Regions from separate parts of the Mus musculus genome. Here region 2 is linked to region 1. The links are chromatin contacts, found by POLR2A ChIA-PET in ENCODE. All regions are on one chromosome and are shown on one strand. The core of a region is the stretch at or near the end of the contact, and the rest is flanking DNA. Distances in the headings are between cores, read along the strand shown. Region 1 holds the start of Tmem256 (transmembrane protein 256). Region 2 holds the start of Ctdnep1 (CTD nuclear envelope phosphatase 1).

The links. ChIA-PET counts read pairs that join two places held with the same protein, here RNA polymerase II (POLR2A).
Region 2: POLR2A ChIA-PET joins it to region 1 with 15 read pairs in embryonic stem cell. The contact joins the promoter of Ctdnep1 here to the promoter of Tmem256 in region 1. POLR2A ChIA-PET finds 5 or more read pairs at or near these places in 3 of 5 experiments (Patski and embryonic stem cell).

The regions. Positions count from the first base shown.
Region 1 is chr11:69,836,230-69,840,727 of GRCm38, forward strand. Tmem256 (transmembrane protein 256) reads left to right here and starts at 2,296. Exons shown (of 4, transcript NM_026982.1): 1 at 2,296-2,420; 2 at 2,691-2,722; 3 at 2,959-3,039; 4 at 3,137-3,329. The coding sequence starts at 2,336. The coding sequence ends at 3,280. Nlgn2 (neuroligin 2) reads right to left here and starts at 1,555. Exons shown (of 8, transcript NM_001364137.1): 1 at 819-1,555.
Region 2 is chr11:69,978,182-69,982,870 of GRCm38, forward strand. Ctdnep1 (CTD nuclear envelope phosphatase 1) reads left to right here and starts at 2,987. Exons shown (of 8, transcript NM_026017.2): 1 at 2,987-3,404. The coding sequence starts at 3,303. It overlaps Elp5 (elongator acetyltransferase complex subunit 5), which reads right to left and starts at 3,054. Exons shown (of 9, transcript NM_018740.2): 1 at 3,026-3,054; 2 at 2,033-2,381; 3 at 1,818-1,878; 4 at 1,649-1,729. The coding sequence starts at 2,078.

The sequences.
Region 1 (4,498 bases), core at 1,046-3,545:
GTAGTTGACCCCCCCCCAATCTCTTTTTCCTATGCCAGGCTGGGCCTTGCTATCTCTTCCCTCTTCTCCCATCATGTCCTGCCTCAGTCACCCCTTTCCCTTAAGGTACTTTGGGCCCCTTGCCTCCTCTCCTCTAACTAGCTTTTCTCTCTTCCCCTCCCACTAGAGCCCCCCCCCCCCCATCTTTCTCCTCCGAACAGGGTCCCTTGGAGCATCTTTCCTTGGCCTTAACTGGCTTGCTCCAGCTCTTGCCTTCAGTCTCTCACCCCTCAGTCTTTTCTCATTTCTGTCTCCTTGGTGTTTCTCATCGCTCTCTCCTCCAAATACCTTCTCTGATTTTCTCCCTCAAGTGCTCTCTCTCTCTCTCCTTTTTTCTATTACTCTCTCCCCCATTTTCTCTCTTCATCTCTGTCTGCCACATCTTGCTCCCCCCTCCTCCCGATCCCTCTGCCTTGCTCTTCCATTCCAGCCCAGGCCCGACTCCCCCAACCGGGGAGAGTTGAGGGACGGGGGCTCAGGCCGCAGCCCCCCCCCCTTCCTGCAGTGGGGAAAATGGCTTGGCCGGGAAGGGGAGAAGGAGGGGGAGGGGGAGATGGGAACACACGGGGTCTGTGGGCCCATTCAAAGGATCATTCATGGACTGGAGAGAGGCAGAGACAAAGAGACCAAGACGCAGAGACACGGCGAGAGCATCCTTAGGCGGAGACACGCAGACAGAGCAGGCTGAGGGAAACCAGGCGCAGGGAGGAATATGGGAAGAGGAAGACCCCAATGGACCGCCGCGCAGCCCCCTCCACCCAGCATGGCTTAGCTCCTACCTGGATCAGCCCTGGGGCCGTGGTGCCTCCATCCAGGGCTCCGAGCGGGGGGCGGACGGGTTTCAGAAGGGGGGCGGCGGCCTCTGAGCCCCCGCGGCCCCGCAGGCCCAGCCCCCGCCTGCAGCGCCTCACCCGGCGGGGGAGGGGGATCGCCCCAGCCCCGGGGGGCGGGGCCGGAATCCAGTCGATCCCCAGGAAAAGGAAAGCTAGGGTATAGGGTCAGAGAGAGCTCAAGAACAGGGAACCCCGCAGTGGGAAAGGCTGAGCCAGGAGGGAGCAATGGGACAGGACTAGATTGGAGATCCACTGGTTCTCTGGGATGGCTTCGAGGGACCAGGAGGCGGTTCAGGCGACAGATCCTAAGGGATCGGGTGCTGGAGGAGGAGTCCACGGCAATCCCTAGGGGCCCGGAGCCCCGGAGCGCAGAATCCGCGGTGCAGGGGCAGGGATCCAGCCGGAATCCTCGGGGAGGGGGAGGGATCTAGTCGATCCCGAGGGCGGGCGGGAGGGAGATCCGGGGAGTCAGAAGAGGGCGGGGGCCGAGTCCCGAGCCTCGAGGCAGAGGTCGGTGCGGCTCCTAGGAAGGAAGGCAAGGGCTAGGGGAGGCTTTGGGAAATGCTCAGTAGCCAGGAGGCCCGGACTCCTGGCTCTGCGCGCCAGGGCCCGCCCGCCCCGCGTCCATCCCAGCTCGAGAGTGATGATCCGCCGGCGGAGCAGCCGCAGCAGCCCCGCGCGTCACCGCGCGGCCGCCTCCCCCGCCCCCTGCCGAGAGAGCGGCGCACACCCCTCGCTTGCACCCGCCTGCCCACCCGCCCTCTGGAGTGTGGGGGGGGATTGAAGACAGTGAAAGGGGTGGGAGTGGACAGACGGACGGATGGACGTAGCGAACTAGAGCAGGGTGAAGACATCTCTCCCCCCGCCCCCCCGGATCTCCCACCCTCTGGGCTCTCCGGGTCTAGCAAGGGGGAGAACAGCTGAACTATAGAGGGCAGGGCATCACACGAAGAAGGCGGGGCCTCTAGGCACAGAGGCGGAGCCATCGTGGGATGGGAGGGGTTTGATGGCAATAGGTGGAGCTTAGAAATCCGTGGGGCCGCCCCTTTTGAGGAGTGGGTCTGGTTTGAAGCAGAACAGGAGGAGCCTGTAGAAAAAGGGGTGGAACTTTGTGGGGGACCGATATCTTTGCAAATTAGCTGGAGGTGTGGGGTTGGGGTGTCGAAGAGGCGATCAACTTGGAAAGTGGGCCAATCCGTGACGCAAATCCTCTAGTCCCACCCTCAACCCCGCCTCCCACTGCTCCGCTCCTCCGCTCCTAATTGGTTCTAGTTTCTCCGCCCGCCAGACATCTTCTCCATTCAACAGAAGTTTTACAAAGGCGTCTGTAAGGGAACCGGGGCTCTGAAATGAACATAGCCCTGATTGGGCATTTTTGGACCTTATTTGCATGGGCAATCGGGATTGGCTGGCTTGTTGGGTGGTCAGGGCGGTGTTGGTTCCGCGCGTGACCACCCACAGCTATGGCCGGGGTAGGGGCTGCTTTCCGCCGCCTAGGTGCCTTGTCCGGAGCTGGGGCCTTGGGTTTGGCCTCCTACGGGGCACACGGTCAGGGGACGTGGGATGCAGCTGGGCTGGGGGCAATCTTTGGGATCTGGTGCGGGGAGGGACCTATAGGAAGTGTCTTGTCTTTTATGGAATAGAGATCCCTTGGAACCCCGAACCTTCAAGTTTGTCTTTAGGTCCAAAAGCGTCTCAGTACTACATCTGTTTCCACCAGTCAGAAGCTTCCAGGGATGCAGTGTCTACTTAGGTGCCCCTGGGGTTTGAGAGGGTCTAAGCCAATACAGTTCTGATTGGTTTTGCATCTCTCTACAGGCGCTCAGTTTCCGGATGCCTACGGGAAGGAGGTGAAGTAACAGTTCTGGGACTCCTGGACTTGGCGCGATGTTTGGGTGTCCTTAAACTGGGAGGGGGTGGGGAGATGAATGGGAAGGCAGTCAAGTGTAGGTCTCTACTGCAAGGACTGCAGGCCTGTGGCTTGAAGACCTGGGGGAGCAGCAAACTGAGCCGTCAGAGGTGACAGTGTTAATGGACTTCGGTCCTATGTTGCTTAGAAAATCTCTCTCTTCTCTTTTTCTTACAGCTCTTTGACAAGGCCAACAAACACCACTTTTTGCACAGCCTGGCCCTGTTAGGGGTACCCTCTTGCAGAAAACCTGTCTGGGTAACCAATTCCCTTGCCTAATTTAAATCAAACCTCATTTACTCCCTCATGTTGCTTTGTTCTTAAAATTCTGTATTCTGTTCTCTGCCTCTTCCAGGCAGGATTACTGTTAGCTTCTGGAACTACCTTATTCTGCACCAGCTTCTACTACCAGGCTCTGAGTGGAGACACCAGCATCCAGACTCTGGGGCCTGTGGGAGGGAGCCTGCTAATCTTGGGCTGGCTTGCCTTGGCTTTTTGAAGTCTCTTGTTTAAGCGCCCAGTCCTGGCCTTTCTGGGTAATTGGGCGCAGAGGGAAGGAGCCAATGTTGAAGCAGAAAAGAAATTAAAAGAAAAAGGCATATAAAGAACTTTGGTGTCTTTATTCATCTAACATTGAGCAAGGGAGGGCAGAGAGTCTACCTTTGAATTTGCATTTCTAACTACAAAGATCCTCTGGTTCTGGAATTCCAATCTTTACAAGGTGTTGTAATTGTGTGTAGGGCTCATAAAGAGCGCTTGAACTAATGGAGCCTCTTACCTAAAGAGCACATGAGGGGCTGGAGAGATGGCTCAGTGGTTAAGAGCGCCGACTGCTGATCCTGAGTTCAAATCCCAGCAACTACATGGTGGCTCACAACCATCCGTTATGAGATCTGACGCTCTCTTCTGGTGCATCTGAAGTCAGCTACAGTGTACTTAGCTTTTATAATAATAAACAAATCTTTTTTTAAAAAACACATGGGAATGTAGATTTTAGTAATTTCATTCATGTAGTTCATTGGAGTTCCCCTCCAAACTCCCCCATATTGAGGGTTGACCCCAGAGCCTTGGGAATGGTGGGCAGTTTTTCTTCTGTTGAGTTGTATGTCCAGGTGCTTCCTTCCTTAGCCTCCTGGTTGCTGAGATTACAGGTGTGTACACCCACCTTTGTTAGAATTTCGTTACGTGAGGATGGTGAGGTTTAGCCCTGTTATTCCAGGGATGTTCTTTTCCACAGTGTCCACCTGGTGAAACAAATGTTTTCCATGCCCACACAGTTGAGAAGTGAGAGCCATGGCAATACCGAACAGGCATGCAGTTAGTGTAAACTGTGTTGGGATTCAAAACCCAGATGTATTGGACATCGAAAAATGTTTTGCAGTGCTTGAGATGATCCTTAAAGGAGCCCTAGTGTGTGGAGGACATTTCAGTGAACGGAGAGTGAGGAAGACCTGGGGAGGGTTGGATCTTCCTTGCTAAGTTTGAACTAAGATGGAAAAAGAGACACAATTGCAAAGCATACTTGACTAATTCTCATAGAATGGCGAGAACTGACAGACATTTAAGGGACATTTAATAAGCCAGTGTTGATGGGGTGGCAAACACCAAGGAGGGCCAACATGGGCAAGACAGGTGCTGTCCTTTCTCTCATGGAACGCCTTACCTGCTGGGTTTAAAACAACTAAACGTGGGCTGGTGAGATGGCTCAGCAGGTAAG
Region 2 (4,689 bases), core at 1,737-4,236, 140 kb after region 1:
TTAGACTCCACTCACTTCAGCACTTTAGACATGTTAGTCATTTTAAAAAACTGTTTATTTTGGGACTGGAGAGATGGCTCATTGGGTAAGAGCACTGGCTACTCTTCCAGAGGTCTTGAGTTCAATTCCCAGCAACCACATGGTGGCTCACAACCATCTATAATGAGATTTGATGGCCTCTTCTGACACACAGGTGTATATGCAGATAAAGCACCCATATACATAAAATCTATAAATCTTAAAAAGAAAACCATACGTATGTATACATATGTGTTTGTGTGTATAAGTACACTGTAGCTATCTTCAGACACACCAGAAGAGGGCATCAGGTCCCATTACAGATGGTTGTGAGCCACCATGTGGGTGCTGGGAATTGAACTCAGGACCTCTGGCAGAGCACTCTTCTGATTTCTGCAAACACCAAGACATACCCCGGCCCACAAATATAGGCAAAACACTCACACACAAAAGATAAAAGCAAAGAAGCAAAACAAAGCTTTTAAAGTAATTTTGTCTTTCTAGCAGATAATTGTGGAAACATCTCAAGGAAACAATTATTTAGATAACTGTGGTTATTTGTGCCTTTTAAAGAATAAGATGTATTTGCTCTATGTTTATTATTTATTTAGAGACACTCTCACTATGTAGCCCTAACTGGTGTGGAACTCTTCTCTGTAGACCAGGCTGGCTTCAGATTCGAGAGATATGCCTGTATCTCCCTTGAATGCAGGGATTAAAAGTGTGTGCTATTGCCAGCCGTGATGGCGCACGTCTTTAATCCCAGCAGTAGGGAGGCAGAGGCCAGCCTGGTCTACAGAGTTCTAGGACAGCCAGGGCTATACAGAGAAACCCTGTCTCATAAAGCCCAAAAAAGTGTGTGCTATTACAGTGATCTTATGCCATTTTTTTAAATTGAAGAAATCTTATAAATTGGACATGTGGCATGTAACATAGTCACAGCATAGGGGAGGATGAGGCAGGATATGAGGCTGGGAGTTAAGAGGTTACTGTGGACTACACAGTGAGTTGTAACGCAGCCTACACCACATAATGAGATCCGCCCCATAATGAGATCAATTAAAAAAAAAAAAAAACAACAACCAAAAAACAAAATGTCCTTTTCTGAGAAAAATAAAATAAAATGGGCAAAAAAGTTCTATCCAAAGGTTAATTTAGCCTACTACTCTTTGGAATTAGTATGTTCCTTTATCCTGCCTTGTGTTTTCAGTTCAATTCTAGCATCTATAGTCTTGAGCCTTATAATAAGGCCTAGAACAAACCAACTCCAAGGACACTTATATAAAAGATGATGACATCAACTTTAGAAGAAACTCAAGTGTTTCTTGGTTGACTATGCATTAACGTGCAAACATTAAAGCCAGAATGCTTATGTATATACAGCAAACTATCTAAGCGTTTACTGCTCTCTTTTGTTGAGTGAGCAACAGCCTCATTCATGTCCCTTCAGTCAAGCCGGCAAGCTGGTGCTAAAGTCTCTAAAAAAAACCCATCTCGCTAGTCTTTTAATTTTTACTGTTCCAAACCCTACGATACCAGTTTCTCCACAGTATGAGATTCTGTGCTGTCTGTTGAAGAGACGTCCTTAGCAGCTGTAGTCCGAATGAAACCTGTTTTAATGTATACTCACCGGCTGTTGACATCAGAGTCGAAACCTTCGCGAAACTCTTCTTCGCTCACTTCACAGCCCAGAACGTGGACCTGCTCCCCACTAAGGCAGAGATGAAGGAAATATATTGAAGAGTGGGGGTACCGGCTCCCTTTCCGGGAAGGAGAGGAGAAACTGTGGGCTAACTCACCGAAGTGCAGATTTCTTGATAAGAGCCTTCAGGAGACTACGCCCTTCCCACTCCACGGAATCTGGGGAGAGCCAAGGATGGGTGAGACCTACTGAGCCCTCAGGGCTCCGACCACGACTTCCACCCCTAGCTGGGTATCCATCCCCAGCGGGTCCTCCAGGCTCCCGCTCCTTCAGCCAAGCCCAAGGCTACCACCGCATGCCTTGATCCCTCACCTCGCAAAAGCACCAAACCACCGATGGCCAACAACGAGTCCAGCATCTCTGACGCCTCAGGACGCCTTCTGATGTCGTCACCACCGAGGAGGCGGGGCACTTACGATTGCTTCCAACCTTAAAGGACCGCAAAGTCCGGAAAGAGGAGCCTGGTTTTTTTATGCTCCGTATTCTCAGGGGGCTTACACGGAGGGGCCGCTCCAGAGTCTCTGTACACAGTCCTAGAGACAACATCCTTAATCTACTCTTGCACCATGACTGGAGCCAGAAGGGCCGTTGGAACAGTTATCAGTGGGATGGGGACAAGGACAGAGGTCTCACGAGCTCCAATCCCGAAGAAGGTTCGAACCTGGGAATAAATGATGTCACTCGGCCCCGCCCACACGGCGCCTGGCTTCTCTCCAGGTCCCGCCCCGCAGTAACCTAGTGCGCGTGCGTAACGCTGCACCCCGGGGTCAGAGCAGAGAGCTTTCCTTAACTTTCCCCTCCCTCCTCAGAATGAATTGAGGGAAACAGCAATCCCGGGGAAGTGAATACACGTCACTACCGGAAGTAATGTCAGAGGGGAAGAGGAGGAGGGAAGAGAGGAGGGAGCCCTTTGGGCGGTAAAATGGCGCCTGTCAGAGTGGGAAGCCTAGCTGCAGAGGCTGCAGCCCCGCTCCTCAGCGGCTAAGCGATCCTGACCTCGGGGAGGGGGAGGCCACTCCGGCCCAGCGATCCGTGCCCTTCGGCTCCCCCTCCCCCTCCTCCCCAGCTCCTGCGCCCAGGGGGCCCCCGAGAATCGCCGCGGCCCACCGCGCGCCGCCGCCGCCCCCGCCCGCCCCCTTCCCGGGGCAGACCCCTAGCGCGCCTGCGCAGAAGGCCACCCTTCGCTTCCCCCTTCCCCTCCCATCTCCCTCCCTCCCTTTTCCCTAGCCCCCTCCCCCACTGCCCCCTCCCCCAATTCTCCATCCCCTTCCCTCCTGGTCTCAGAGGACCCTGTCCTAGCCCGACCTGTTTCGGCCTGCAGCCCACGCGAAGTCGTCGGTGCCACTTCCCGCTCATGTGGGCCCCCGCGGGCTGCCCACGCCAGTCCCCCAGTTCCCGGTTCCGCTGGGCTTTCCCTTCGCTGGGGGTGGCTTTCTAAGCCACCCACTCCGTGCTCATCTCTGCAGCCTCTCCTGCCGCTCGGGGCCCCCGTTCCCCCTCCCTGCGGCGGGGGGCTGCCCCCGGGGGGCTGGCGGAGCTGGGCCGCGGGGGCCCCGGGGCCGGCGGTGCCGGGGTCATCGGGATGATGCGGACGCAGTGTCTGCTGGGGCTGCGCACGTTCGTGGCCTTCGCCGCCAAGCTCTGGAGCTTCTTTATTTACCTTTTGCGGAGGCAGATCCGCACGGTGAGTTTGCTTGGGTGCTGCCAGTGGTGGGGTCCTCTGTCCGCGGTGCTCGCGGAATTTTGGATAGTGCTGGGCCTCTGCTTTGGGCCTAGGAAGGGAGCCTTGGCCAGAGCTTTACCCGCTGGAGAAGTAGGACACCTTTAAGCAAGGTTCAGCCCTTAATAAAAGAACCATGATTTTTACTGGGTTTGCTTTCTTTCTTAATCTGCCTAAATGGGATAGGATTTGGCAGTTCTCGGGGGCTAGAATGGTGCTCTCCTTACGAAAGCTAGAGTTGTTGCTAAAGAAAGAAGAGGCCGGGAACACCTGTTTGCTGGTAGCCAGAACTATTGATATGGGCTTTGGAAAGACCCTCCTGTTGAAAGTCAGACTCCTTTGTCAGTGGTGTGGGTGGGTAGAAGGGCATATGGAGCAGGAATTGGAACTTGAGGAAAAGCCTTGGGTGTGAAGGAGCTCCTCCAAAAAGGCTCTGGAATTCTCTAGCTTGTGTGTATGGGCTTATTATTAAGACCCTGGGACAGAAAACGATGCTTTTCCAATAGGCATCTTTAGTTGTCAGATGCACATTAAAGTTGGGTGTCTCATTAGACAAGCTGGCTGTTAGCTGGAGAGCTTGCATCTGAAGGTGGGCATGTTTCTCCAGGCGACTCTAGCGATTATGAAGGGATACTTGGAGTGTAGAGACTGTTTGGATGAACCCAGGTATCTCTGGGTTCTCTCCCTCAAGCTTTTCTCCAAGGTAAACATTGTTTCAGCTACCATTCCTCCCCGCCGCCCCTGCCCCCAGCCCTGGCTGTCCTGGAACTCACTTTGTAGACCAGGCTGGCCTCGAACTCAGAAATCCACCTGCCTCTGCCTCCCCAGTGCTGGTATCAAAGGCGTGCGCCATCACGCCTGGCTTACCATCACTTCTTAATGAACATGCCCTCTGGAGTAAATCTCCTGAAGTCAGATTCTGGGGGGAAATGACTGAGTAGCATGCAGGCTTTGGCAGCCCAGGTCAGAATTCCCAGAAGGACCTTGGTGGTTCTGGTAGAAGAGGTGACTGAGGTGGCTTGGACTTCAGTTCCTTCTCTAGCAGTCTGTTTATTTCTTCCACTTCCTGCTTTAGGGTGAGGATTATTTTGGATGGTGGCTATAAGCAGTCCTAGTCTCCTGAGATAAAATAGGATCCATAGGGTGTGTGAGGCTGGCCAGGTGTGGGCCTAACTCCTGAGGTTTTCTTTATGCTCTGACCTCTCATCCTCTTTCTGACCTTGCTCTGAGAACCCTCCCTCTTTTCACA